4 separate regions of the Homo sapiens genome follow, and all the other regions are linked to region 1. Evidence: chromatin contacts called from ENCODE Hi-C or POLR2A ChIA-PET data. All regions are on one chromosome and are shown on one strand. Each heading gives the region's core, a stretch centred on a gene start or an enhancer-like site at or near the end of the contact. The rest is flanking DNA. Distances are from core to core; before and after follow the strand shown.

Region 1 (2,903 bases), core at 195-2,694:
TGGTCAGGGTTGCTATTCCTCCCTGGCATTTTTCTAATTGGGGGCCCTCCTCCAGAACTGGCTTCAGAGTCGTCCCTGGGGTCAGGGAAGAGTGCCCCCGCTTCGGGAGAGAGGAGCAGGTGGAATACGGAACGACCTTAGGCGAGTCCTTGGCCGTCACGGCCTCAGTTTCCTTATGTGTGAAGTGAGAGGATTTAAGGGCAGCCGGCCTCAAAGAGCTAACTCTCCGATTGCACCCGAGCTCCCCTAAACACTCGAGCCCGGAAGACGCGGGCGGGCGGGCGGGCGACGGGGGGTCCCTCCCTCTGGGGAGCGCGGTTCCAGCCGGCCGCAGCGGACCCCGCCCCCGCGCCCCGCCCACCGCCGGTCGCCAGGCGCGGGGAGGGCCGGGCTTCCGCCCTCCACGTTGTTGTTCCCGATTTGGGCCACGCCCCCCGGTCTGGGCTGCGGGCGCTTCGTGTTCCCCGCCCTGGCCCCGGCCCCAGAGGAAAGGGTGGCCCATGGGGTGGCACAGTCCGTATCTCCACCCACATCGAATACGCGTGGACAAAGACTGGAGTTCAGGGGAAGGAAAGATAAAGGCCTGGTTTTAAATGGAAGGTGGTGAAAAGGAATGGAGAGGCCAGGGCACGACTGCGGGATTCCCCTTACGGCATCCCACCCTGGGTTCGCCCAGTGGCCCCATCCGCACCCGCGAATGTGACCTGCAGACACTGGCCCTTTAAACCGAAGGCTGGCGGCGCGGGGTGTCCATGTGGAGCTGCTCCATGCCGTGTTGTCCTGCCCGCCCATTGGCTCGCGGCCCGGTGACGTCCCCTAATAGGATGCGAACGCACTGCGGGGGGAGGAACGGAGACAAAACGCGGAGCCGGACTGCCGCTCCGCTCCCTCCGCTGGTTCTCTTGACAGTCTCCAGTCGCCGGCAGCTCCGCCCAGGGGCGGATCCCGGGGGAATTGCGACAGCCCGGCGATTGCGGGATTTAGGTCGCGAGTGGGTGGAGCGTGGAGACCCAGGGTCAGGCCAGTCTCTGCCATTCCCAAGGTTTCCCTGACCCGGAATATCCTGGTTGGAACTCTGTTAAATCTTGAATTGTTCACCCTACCCTCCCTCCAGCAGGACAGATTTCGTCGTGAACGACCCAAACGCACCGCCCCGGCCCAACTTGTGGCTTGCAGCCGGGGCGGGGCCAGCAGGAAAGCGGAACCGCGGCGCGCACACCCCGCTCGGACCTCTCCCTCCCTGCCCGGGCCACGTGTGCGCGCGCCGGATCCGGGGGGCGGGGCCAGCAGCGCAGGACCCGCCCCTCCCTTCGCGAGACGCCGCGGCCCTGCGGGCGGGGGCTCCGGTCCGGGCTTTGGCTGTGGCCCCGGTGTAGTAGCGGGGGCGGCGGCCGGGGGCAGCGCGGCTCCTTCCCTTGTTGTGTGTGTCGGTGCCTCCTCGCCATCTTGTTGCAAAGCCCTTTCTTGTCGGCGGGACTCCCGGGGGCCGCGGGGCGGGAGGCATCGGAAGGGAGGTAGAGAGGGAGGGGAAGAAGGGAGGCAGTGCCGCCTTTTTTTTTTTTTTGCATCCCATTTTTTTAAATTTGCAATTTTATATTTTGCAAATATTTTGAGAGACATTGATTTTTCTCCCCGTGCTCCCCCGTTCTTCCCTGCGGAGTGCGCTGCGCCGCCCAGCCCTGTCGCCCCCCGGAGGTGATCCCTCCCTCCTGCCTGCCCGCCAGCCTGACCTGTGCCCGGCTCGCGGGCCGCAGCCTCGGCCCCGGCGCGCCCCCGGCAGCTCTCGGCGCGATGAGCATAGAGACGCTACTGGAGGCGGCCCGCTTCCTGGAATGGCAAGCGCAGCAACAACAGAGAGCACGTGGTGAGCGGCCGGGCTGGGCCCCTGGGGCACTGGGGAAGGGGAAGCGAGTGACCCCGGTCCCCGAACCCACGCGAAACCGCGGACAGGGCCCCCTCCCGGGCGGCCTGCGGAGCCTGGCAGCGCACGGCTCCCCGCGAGAGCCGCCGCCTGGGGAGGGGTGATGTGGGCAGTGAAATTAATTAATGAATTCATTAACATGCTGCGAGGGACCTGGCTCCTGCGGGCGCCACCCCGGCTGCGTGGCACCCCTGTGCCCCTTCTGTGGTGGGCTGCTTTTGCGTGGGCCAGCGGAGCCCTCGGTGGCACTGAGGATGTGTGAGCCGGGGGGTGGGGTGAGGAATGGTGTTGCGTGGGGGTGGCAGGCTCGCGTGTGCGTGCGTGTGTGCACGGGGGATGTGTGATGTGAGCCTCGGGAAGAGCAGATGAACGGACGTGTACACGGGCGTGTGTATAGCACACGAGTGGGCGTGTGTGTAACGGAGTGGGGGTGGGGACTACTCTACGCGGAGCAGCTCTTCGGCTTCCCTGGCCCCGTGGGGAGGGTGCGGGGGGCGCTCCCGGCAGATCTACGCGCCGCTTGGGGCGGAGGCGGCCTTTGCAGAATGAAATGACATCGCGTGTCTTATGATCCTGGCCAGCCCCGCCTGACCCCGCCTCCCAGAGCTGGGCTGGGCTGCGCGTCCGGGGTTTGGGTGAAAGCCGGGCTAATTGGGCGTTTGCGAAATGGCCCGCGGGTCGCTGGGGGTCAGCCCCCGGGCCCCCCTCGCTGCGCCCCGCTTTAGCCAGTGTGGAATGTGGCGTGTCTGCGCGTTCCAAACCCGCTCTCGCCTGGAATGTTGCGTGTGCCTGCGTTCCGAGCCCGTTGGTTACACCGGGTGGTGACGTGGACGGGCTCCGCCCCCGACCACGTGCACCGGGGACACTCCTGCTGGGGACGGCGCGGCCCGGCCCCTCCTCACCGCCTCGCGCTCGGCCGGGGGCGGGGCCTGGGCGGGGCTGGCAAGGGGCCTTGCGCTGGGTTGGGCCTGGGCCCGGGCCC
Region 2 (2,903 bases), core at 104-2,603, 5.8 Mb before region 1:
GGAAAGCTTAGGCCACGTGACAGTGAGGGGAGTGCCCCCACAATGATTATGTCAGCAGCTGCTTGGAGGCCTGTTCATCTACTACCCACGTTTCCAGGGAGCCCTGCGAGGAACTACTCATCACGGTCCTGGATGGAGGGGGCTGTGTAACTGCAGCTCTCCTGAGCCCAGACTAACATTTTATTGCCTGCAAATCGTGCCCCTGTTCTCTTTCTAGGACTACTCATCTCTTTTAGAGAATCAGAATTCCCAGCCCCCTTTCTCCTGTTGACACTCTTTTCCCACCTCCCCAACCTATCCTTGTTTAAAAAAAAAAAAATCATGTTTATCGATCACTTGCCATGTGTCAGGTCCTGTCCTGGGCTCTGGAGACTACAGTGAATGAGACAGATGACGTTCCGTCTGGGCCCCTGGAGTTTGGCTTTCTCTTTTCCAAGCAGTGGAAATATGAAGCCCTTGCCACCCCACATTTCTCTGTCTAGGGCCCCAGCTGGCCTCTTCTCTGGGCCATCCCCTTGGTCCCTCTGTAGTCCTGGCTTCCTGGCCCCCACTTTTGGGGCAGCTTTAACTGTGGGTGGCTGCGTCCTCTGGAGGAAAGTACTAGACACCACGTAGGCTGCCCGGAGACCTTGTCTCTGAGTGGCCATAGAAGCACCTGCCATTGTTTCCCTTCACAGCCACTATTGGCTCTGGTTGCCCCTTCCATTGTCCGCATCCTTCCTCCACCCACTCACCCACCGGTCACACGTGGACCCTTAACTGTCCTCTCCCAGGATTTGAAGTGTCAGAGGAAGTGCTTCGGTTAAAGGGCTTCATTATGTAGAACGAAGGTTGGGAGGGAACAAGGTTGGGAAAGGAACCCAGGAGAGGCCCAGGCAGGTTTCTGTCTCTCCCCTCCTCTCAAGGACCACCCATCTCATCCAGCGTGGCCTAACTTGCAGCGCCATTCCTTTTCCTCACCCTTGGAAAGGCGAAGATGCCAAGATGTTGTGTTCTGCAAGGCTAGTGCGTTCAGGAAGTAGACAAGTCTTGAGCACCTACCCCGGGCCGGGCTTTTTCCCTAAAGAGGCGCAGCGTATCTCCCTCTCTCCTCCCTTCCATTATTCAATGTGCAAGCGTCCTGCGCCCATTGGCTGGGCGGTGTCTGGGGCTCTTCAGCCCAGCACCAGCACCCAGGTCCACGTGCGCCCGTGTGTGTGACACAGCCCTGACCTTAGTGGAGACCACTAGCCAATCAGGCGCCGGGAAGAGATCCCCAGCCAATCGGGGGCGGGGCCTGCGGCTCCGTCGGCAAGAGGCCAATGAGGGGGCAGTGCCCGGCATTATGCAACCCGCCTCCCCGCCCGCCCGGTGGAGCTTCCACTCGGCTGCGGGCTGGAGCGGCGGCGGGCAGGCGTGCGGAGGACACTCCTGCGACCAGGTAGGCATCTCTGCGGCCATCCTGGGGCCGATCTCCGTCCCTGAGCCGGACCGCTGCCACTTCCAATCTGATGGGCTACTTTCGGCCCAGGCAGAGGGCACACTGTCGTCCTTACCGCTACCCACCCTCTCCCTGCCCCCAAGGACCGAAGTCCTCCTCGAAATCTTGCACCGGGAGTCTGCACTCCTGACCCACTCATCTTACCTCCAGCTTGTCCCCACCTCCCCGTCCCAGCTTTCCCGGCCCCACAGCCGACTCTCAGCGGGCATGCCCCGGTCTTCTTGCTCGTTACTCGAGGGGCCCCAGGTTTGCCCCGGTACCAGGACCCTATTAGGCTTTCAGCGCTCCCCGTGTCTCTGTTCTCCAGTCCCTGGCCCTGCGCCGCCTGTGATGTCAGCCCACTTCGGACTAGAACATCCCGTTCCCAGCGCTGGTTCCTGCTGTTGGCCACAACCTTCCCTTTTCCCCTGGCGCTCAGAAAATGCTCAGTAGTAGGGGTGTGGTTGGACGGGGAGTAGGGGAAGAAAGATCTGTTGGCTGTTGTGTGTCTTCTGCCCAAGGCTTGGGGTTGGTGGGGGGGTCTGGCCAGAAAAGTAGGGGACTGAAGAGAGAGGATCCTCGGGTCCTTGACGATGGCAGGTTGCCGGCTTCGGTCCTTGTGGTGGGGAAGCAGCGCAGGGGCTAAAGAAGGAAAGGTTGTGTTGTCTTGACCAGAATGACTGGGATCCAGGCGAGAGTCAGGTTGAGGGGCTTTTGCGCCGAGGGCAGTGGCCGTTGTGCTTCGTCCTGGGGAAGCCAGGACCAACCCTGGGATCCTAATAGGCCGTCCCACTTCTTACGGCCACCGAGCCATCCTGGGACTGGGGATATGTAAGGGATGCGTGACCCCCCCGGCCGCGCCCACCAGTGTGAGAGTGGGCCGTTCCCCCACTTCCGCCGGGAAATGGGGGAGGGGTCGCTCCTCCCGCCCTCCTGTGGTCCCTCCAGCAACCGCTGAGCTCAGCAGCTGACGTCGGTTTCCCTGGCGACCGTGGCGGCGGCGGAAGCGCGTGGTGGGGCCGCGCACGTCGGCGCGCATGTGCAGCGGGGGTGGCACCGCCCCCGGATAAAATTAGCCTGGAGGCCTAAATATAGGAGGCGACCAGCTCACCTCCTGCTCCGAGGCCTTGGAGGCCCAGGCAGAGTGGACACCTAATGGGAACTTGGGAATGGGAAGTGTCCAGGTTTTTGTCTACAGCCGTGGTTCTCATTGACTGCTCAGGCCATGGTGGCAGGGGATGTGAAGGAAGGCCCCGGAGAACCTTCTCCCGCTGGCAGTCCCCCTAAGGGTACAGGAGACATCCTGACTCCCCATTGGAAGCCCCAGGCCTGGGTTCCACTCCCATCAGTCCTGCAGGAGGCCAGGCAGGGGGAAGGTCTGAGTGAAGCCAGCAGGTGCTCTGGAGTTAAACCAGCTTTCTGCAAGCCCTGCTTCCTGGTCTCC
Region 3 (2,903 bases), core at 285-2,784, 5.4 Mb before region 1:
GGGTGGGCGCGAGCGTGTGGGAGTGCACGTGCGGGTCCCAGGCAGCTGCTGCCTCCCAGCCTCCGCCGCTGCCCCTCCCCTCTCCCTTTCCTGTCGCTATCATCCCCCTTCCCCATTGGCTGCCAGGGCCCTGACGTCAGGGCCGACCGCTGGAGCGGATTGGGCGGACGGGAGAGTTCGGGAATCCGGCTCCCAAGTCTCGCCCTCCAGTTACTCTGGCAACAGGACAAGCAACCCAGGGGAGGGAAGGGGAGCCGAGGTCAACGCTGCGCCTCGGTCCCTAACCCCCTCCGGACAACCACCGAGTCCCCTTCGGTCGCGGCGCAGCTCGCTACCTCCCCGCCTTCCTCCCAGGGCTCTTCCTGTCCCGGGAACCAGGCGTCCTGCCCTCGGCCTTCCCCACAGTCTTCAGGCCCTCCGCTGTCTCTAACCCCCACCAGTGTCACAACATAAGCTGCAGCAAACAGGAAGCGAATCTACGTCGCTTAGCAACCACCCCGCGTGCCCCCCTCCCCACTATTTACCCCAGCCGGGAGAGGCGGAGATTGAGTCCCCAGCCCCCTCCCCGTCTTCTGCGCTGCGACCTCCTGCCCACAATTTCCTGTGAGGGGGCCCAGATCACAGGAAGTCAAGTGGGGGCCTCAGCCTACCTTTCCCTCGGACCGGGGCGGGGGGCTTCAGCTACTTTCACGGTCACATCCCCCACCTGCCCTGGGTGCGTCTCGCCCTCGCCATCTTGTGGCTACGTTGGGAAGGCTCCGCACCGAGAAGCCGTGCGGGGCGCGCTAGGGTTCGGGAACGGCGGAGTGGGAGAAGGACTAGGGATGAGGAGGCTAGCGGGGCGAGACGGAGTGAAAGGGAGGCGCAGGGGGGTGGTGGGAAGAAGGCGAAGGCTACCGCTGGGAAGCTCTCGGGGCCGCTGGTGGGAAGGTCAGGCTGAGGCTTCTACACCTCACCCGTGCAGAGAACTGGAGGGAGACTTAAAGTAGTCCTGGGACCGGGACACACCCAAGTCTGACCACATCTGACCTTACTGGGCCATGGCATTGACCTGTCTGCAAACTCTGCCCTTTAGTCCTGCCCTTCAGTAAGGACCGCCGCGCCCCGCCCCGCCCCGCCCTGGAGTCGGGAAGGGGAATCCCAGCCCAAGGGGAACGGGGAGTCCTTTCAGGCCCCTCTGGACATTTGGAACCTGAGACATCTGCCTCCCAGTTCTTCCTCCTTCCCCGCCGTTCTCTCTTCTAGGGGACCCATGACCTCCGCCCCAGTCTTCTTCCCAGTGCCCTTCCCAAGACCCAAACGTCCATCCCCAGCTCTACCCCTCCAGAGACTCAGGCGTCCTGCCCTGCTGCAAGGAGAGGGTTTCCCTCTTTACAGACGTCCTCGCGGCTCCCCGTTACCTGGTTCTGGGGGGGGTCCCAGGTGTTCAGGCTCCCCAAGGTATCCCAGGGGGTCGAGCGGCCCCCCCTTCTCCCAGGCCGGGGCTGGGGGGGCCGCTCCGCCCAGTGGCGCAGTTGGATTTTCCAACACAAACACCCGCACCCCCGCTCCCCAGCCCCGCCCCCTTGTGGTCCCGCCCCTCCTCGCGCTCTAGTCCCCCTCTCCGGCTCCGCCCCGTCTTCTGCCGGTCCCGCTCGCCTCAGGGCGGGTGCCGGCTAGGATGCCGGGTGCGGGGTGCGGGCTTCAGGGTGCGGGCCTCAGGGTGCAGTGTACGGGGTTCAGCCCTGATCCCTGCCTGACAAATCCCTACTCATTTGGATCACGCGCCCTTCTAAGGTAAGCCCCGCCCCACCCACTGAAGTCCTGCCCGGAGACTTAAGCCACAGCCTCTTCAGGCGGCTCCGCCCTGCCCATTCGTTCAGGGCCACGCCTCCGTTCCGCTCCAGGCCGCCCCACCTCCCTCGCTTCTTTCCCCGTCCAGTAGCAGCTCCGCAGTAGCTCTGTCCTCCGTGAGGCCTGGGCTTCCTCCCTCCCCAGACCCTCACCATTGCATTGAGAGACTTAAGGCTTGTTGTCGCGGGTGTTTTACAGCACTGAGCTCCAATACAACTCTTTCACTTTTATGGCTAACACAACTAGGTATCTCCAGGGCCACATCACACAAATTCGGCCAAGGTCAAAGTCTGAGTGAGGTCCGGCCTCAGTCCTAGGTGCAACATCTGTCTTAGCTCCTGGAGTCCCTGACCCTCTCTCTCAAGCGGAGAAGAGGAGGAGGTCTCAGCTGTCCAGGCTCATGAGTAGAGCAGTGCCCCTCTTGATCCAATGATCAGGTGTCATGGCCCCAGACCGCAGGTCAATGCCGATGACAAAGGAGGCTCGGTCTGAGCTGCCTGCCCGGTTGGGATAGTAATAGCAGGGGCAGGAGTACATGCCTGGGGGAAAGGAGAGGAGAAGTCAGACCCCTGGAGCCTCCGGGAGAGCAGGGCAGGAGCAGGGCAGGAGCGGGTGTGGGATGGGCTGGAGCAGAGAATGGGTTAAGTTCCAAACTAGGGACGGGGCAGGCAGGTCCTGCCTGGGGAGCTGTCCCACCCTTGGCGCTCTTCTTGCGGCTCTCTGCAGGCCGGAAGTGGATCGTGGGCATGAGGCAGACAAGCTGCATGGGCTCTGCCTCCACCAAGCAGGAGTTCTTCCGGTCCCAGCCAGCACCTTCCAGGTACAGGCCCCGGACCCAGACACCATCCTGGGGAGAAATGGGAGCAGGTCTGGGAGAAGCTAGACTTCAATTGCCAGCGCCCCTGACCTGCTCCCTCTCTCCTCCCTTTTCGTCCAATTATTTCCAGTACCCTCTTTTGCTCAGAGCCCCAAGCACAACTGGCTCCCACCTTGGGGGGATACACTAGGTTGCTGTCATCCACAGTGGAAACGATAAACTCCCAGGAGAGGCTGTCCACTGAAACCTGGGG
Region 4 (2,903 bases), core at 260-2,759, 5.2 Mb before region 1:
CAGAATTCCATTTCTCCAGTCTCACCTCGATGACGCCTTCGGGCTCCATCCCATCGGGGCCATTGTCTCTGGATCTGTTGGTTTAAAGCATAAGTTTTGTCCCCTGCCCGACCGAAGCACTCAGAAATCCTGACAGCCGGGCTCTGTCAGGAGTGGCCTGCATGATGCCATCAATCTGCTGTCCCAGATCCAACTCCCACCAGCTCCCAAAAAATACCCAAAGGAGGAGTTTCTATAAAACTGAGGCATTTGCCCCATGCAGGCAGCGGCTCAGGCCAGGCCACCCCCGACATAAGGGGGTGACCCTTTCTGAAGACAGGCCGGCAGGCGTGCCGCCGCGCTCACGGTGCCCAGAGGTGGTGCTTGCCGCCGGGTCCACGTGGGCCCGACCCAGCCGCTTAAAGCCCAAGCGCGTGCACCTCCCACCGCAGCACCAGCGCGCTGGAAGTCCCGCCCTTCACCTCCCAGATCGGAGGGTAGGACATCCCCTTCCCCCCACGTCATCCCGCCCGCGCCCTCCCCCACTCCCTCCAGCCGAAGCCCCCCCCTCGCGTTGCCCGGATGTGGGAGGCCGCGGGCGGTGGCGGCCTCGCGCACAATGAGCCCAAGCCGAGCTAGCAAAGGGGGAGATTGCACAACACTTAGAAGCGAAGCAGACTGGGGGAGGGGAACGCCTCAGGCCACCATGTGCTCGCTCCCTCGACCACCCGGCGGCGTCTCCCACCCCTCCATGAACAATCCACATCCCGCCCGCCCCCGTCGCGAAGTAGCGTCGCCCTCCCATACCTCAGGCCGCTCACCCCCGAAGGAAGGTGGACCTGCCCATCCGCAGTTTGCCAATAGCCCGGCTTGTGCGGCAAAATGGACCCGCCCGCCCGGCGCCGGGTGGGCTCCTGGTGCCTCACGCGGCCGCTCCTCGGGGTTAGGCTCAGTCCTGGCCGTCAAGAAAACCAGCACACTGAACGGCCGGTTTCTTCTCCCCGACCCGTGTTTTAGCCGCGACGAAGTGACTGGATCTAAGGACCAGGCACCCCCGCCTCTCGCGAGTGGTACCGTCAGAATGCTCCGGAACCCCGCGCGCCGTCCCTCCCCCGGCACAGGGAGGCAACCGGACCTGCCGGCTCTGGGCCACACATAGTGGCGGCCGCCTCCACCTTTCTTTCCCACGCCAGGTCGCGACCCCGTCTCGCCACTCAGCGCCGGGGCTTCGCGCATGGCACCGCCTCGGGTCGAGGCCTCGTAACAGACCTCGCACGCCTGACCCTAGCCGGGCTGTCCCTACCCTCCGCCTCGACCTGGTGGCCGCGTCGGCCGTGGGTCTTCCCCCTCGCCCCTCCAAGTCGGACCCTCCCCCCACCCGGTTCGGTTTCTCCCGCAACCCTGGTGGGCCTCTCAGCTACCCCCGGCGGGCCCGTCGGAAGGGGGCGGCAAAATAAGCAGCCACAATCTCTTGCAAATGCCTTTCTTACCGGGAATCCTGGCTCGCAGACATGATCCTTAGAAACTAGGGCGGAGTGCCCGCCTATCGACAACTTATAGAGCGCCCGACTCCGCCCCGGCCATCGCATTGGTTTGGCCGCCCCGGCCCCGCCTGCCGGCGCTCAGCAACTCGGCATGACGTTAGTTCCTAGTCGCTCCGGCCCGCAGGCACCATTGGATAACTCGAGTGCCTATCAAGGTGAAGGCCCGCCCCGCAGCCTCATTGGCTGGAGGGCCCGCCTTTCTCGCCGGTACGGAAGTGACATAGAAGAGTCAGGCCTCGAGGCCTGGCAGCCATCTTGGGGCCCTGCACTCTCACACGTGCGGAGGCGACAGTGCCTTGGTCATGTGGCTCCGTAGGCCCTATCACGCAAGGGGGGCGAGGTCTCAGCCTCCAGAGGCTTCCGGGCTCTGGGGGTTATCACTTCCCTTTACTTCTGCTCCCGGTCTCCACTGGACTCAAATGTTATTTGTTTTCCCCTGTAGCAGAGATGGATTCGACACTGCCTGGACGTGTGCCAGGGATGAAGGAATCAACAGCGATATCGTAGGGATGGGAGGATTCCCCTGGCTGGATGGTGGAGGGATGGAAGAAAACTGTAAAGGGCTTTGGGGTACTATCATGAATCCTGGTTGGTCCCCTCCCCAGTCCCTTGTGTCCAGTTCCCCAGCTTCCCTCTCGGATGCCCTTATTCTTGAGGCTTATCTACTTTCCCTCCTTCCTGCTCTCTGCTCCCATCTCGGGGATTTGTTTGGGTGAAGACAAGGTGTTGGCAGTGCCTGAGCCAGGGATGGAAAGCTGAACCCTTTAGTCTCAAGAGACTGGCTGGAAGGTCTGAGCTAAGCATATCCACTAATTTGAAGCCCCTTAAGGAAGACCACCACTTACGTATCAACAAAGGATCCTTTATTGACCAGAGCAGGACCGTGGCATTTATATATTTTTATATATATATATATATATATATATATATATATATATATATATATATATATATATATATATATATATATATAAAAGTTTGAAGATCTGGCAGGCAGTGATCCTATTGTCCGCCCACCACCCCCAGCACTGATTTCCTGCTCCCTGCACGGGGAAGGGGGAGGATGACTGCTCCACCCAGGCCACAGGGCCACACTCCCCTGCAAACAGAGGAAGAAAGGGGCTTTTCTGTAGCCACCCCCTGCACATCAGAAATCAACAAGTATTCTCTCAAAGAAAAAAAAATACAGAAATTGAAACATTTAAATATGAAAAACCAAAGGGAAGTGAGTGGGAAGAGGCAAGAGAGGAAAGGAACTGGAGTTTCTTGGGAAGGGACTCCCATGTCTCCCTTCCCATTTATGGGCTTGGGGTCTGGGGTACGAGGCTCACACAGTGAGTTTGCAGTGACACAGCTCCTTGTAGATCTGCCGACGAAGTT

The links. Hi-C counts contacts between places; a loop is a spot of excess contacts on that map. ChIA-PET counts read pairs that join two places held with the same protein, here RNA polymerase II (POLR2A). Pooled maps may share reads with other maps.
Region 2: a loop to region 1 is called in a map of sigmoid colon, with 7 times the contacts of the local background. The contact joins the promoter of PER1 here to the promoter of MNT in region 1. A Hi-C loop is called at or near these places in 1 of 168 maps with a recorded cell type or tissue (sigmoid colon) and 11 of 50 pooled maps. POLR2A ChIA-PET finds 5 or more read pairs at or near these places in 1 of 52 experiments (naive thymus-derived CD4-positive, alpha-beta T cell).
Region 3: a pooled map shows a loop between it and region 1 (25-fold over the local background). The contact joins the promoter of KDM6B here to the promoter of MNT in region 1. A Hi-C loop is called at or near these places in 2 of 168 maps with a recorded cell type or tissue (CD8-positive, alpha-beta T cell and ascending aorta), 3 of 37 single-sample maps with no recorded cell type and 17 of 50 pooled maps.
Region 4: a loop to region 1 is called in a map of CD8-positive, alpha-beta T cell, with 10 times the contacts of the local background. The contact joins the promoter of EIF4A1 here to the promoter of MNT in region 1. A Hi-C loop is called at or near these places in 2 of 168 maps with a recorded cell type or tissue (CD8-positive, alpha-beta T cell and naive thymus-derived CD4-positive, alpha-beta T cell) and 9 of 50 pooled maps.

Annotation. Positions count from the first base shown.
Region 1 is chr17:2,399,601-2,402,503 of GRCh38, reverse strand. It overlaps MNT (MAX network transcriptional repressor), which reads left to right and starts at 1,444. Exons shown (of 6, transcript NM_020310.3): 1 at 1,444-1,864. The coding sequence starts at 1,792. RefSeq lists enhancers at 1-477, 849-898, 2,189-2,759, 2,760-2,903 and silencers at 199-518, 1,169-1,478, 1,669-1,748, 1,899-1,958, 2,479-2,903.
Region 2 is chr17:8,150,854-8,153,756 of GRCh38, reverse strand. It overlaps PER1 (period circadian regulator 1), which reads left to right and starts at 1,353. Exons shown (of 23, transcript NM_002616.3): 1 at 1,353-1,420. RefSeq lists enhancers at 1,112-1,406, 2,620-2,729 and a silencer at 2,360-2,459.
Region 3 is chr17:7,832,848-7,835,750 of GRCh38, reverse strand. It overlaps KDM6B (lysine demethylase 6B), which reads right to left and starts at 1,534. Exons shown (of 24, transcript NM_001348716.2): 1 at 1,401-1,534. DNAH2 (dynein axonemal heavy chain 2) reads right to left here. Exons shown (of 86, transcript NM_020877.5): 84 at 2,823-2,897; 85 at 2,530-2,680; 86 at 2,009-2,372. The coding sequence ends at 2,218. It overlaps LOC124904106 (translation initiation factor IF-2), which reads left to right. Exons shown (of 4, transcript XM_047437265.1): 4 at 1-343. The coding sequence ends at 134. RefSeq lists silencers at 1-152, 1,403-1,562 and enhancers at 701-1,200, 1,831-2,442.
Region 4 is chr17:7,571,431-7,574,333 of GRCh38, reverse strand. EIF4A1 (eukaryotic translation initiation factor 4A1) reads right to left here and starts at 1,509. Exons shown (of 11, transcript NM_001416.4): 1 at 1,470-1,509; 2 at 26-74. The coding sequence starts at 1,492. It overlaps SENP3 (SUMO specific peptidase 3), which reads right to left. Exons shown (of 11, transcript NM_015670.6): 11 at 2,365-2,903. The coding sequence ends at 2,851. It overlaps SENP3-EIF4A1 (SENP3-EIF4A1 readthrough (NMD candidate)), which reads right to left. Exons shown (of 22, transcript NR_037926.1): 11 at 2,855-2,903; 12 at 1,470-2,050; 13 at 26-74. RefSeq lists enhancers at 152-281, 1-499, 500-1,255, 1,762-1,831, 1,952-2,011 and 2 more and silencers at 422-561, 1,462-1,521, 1,532-1,591.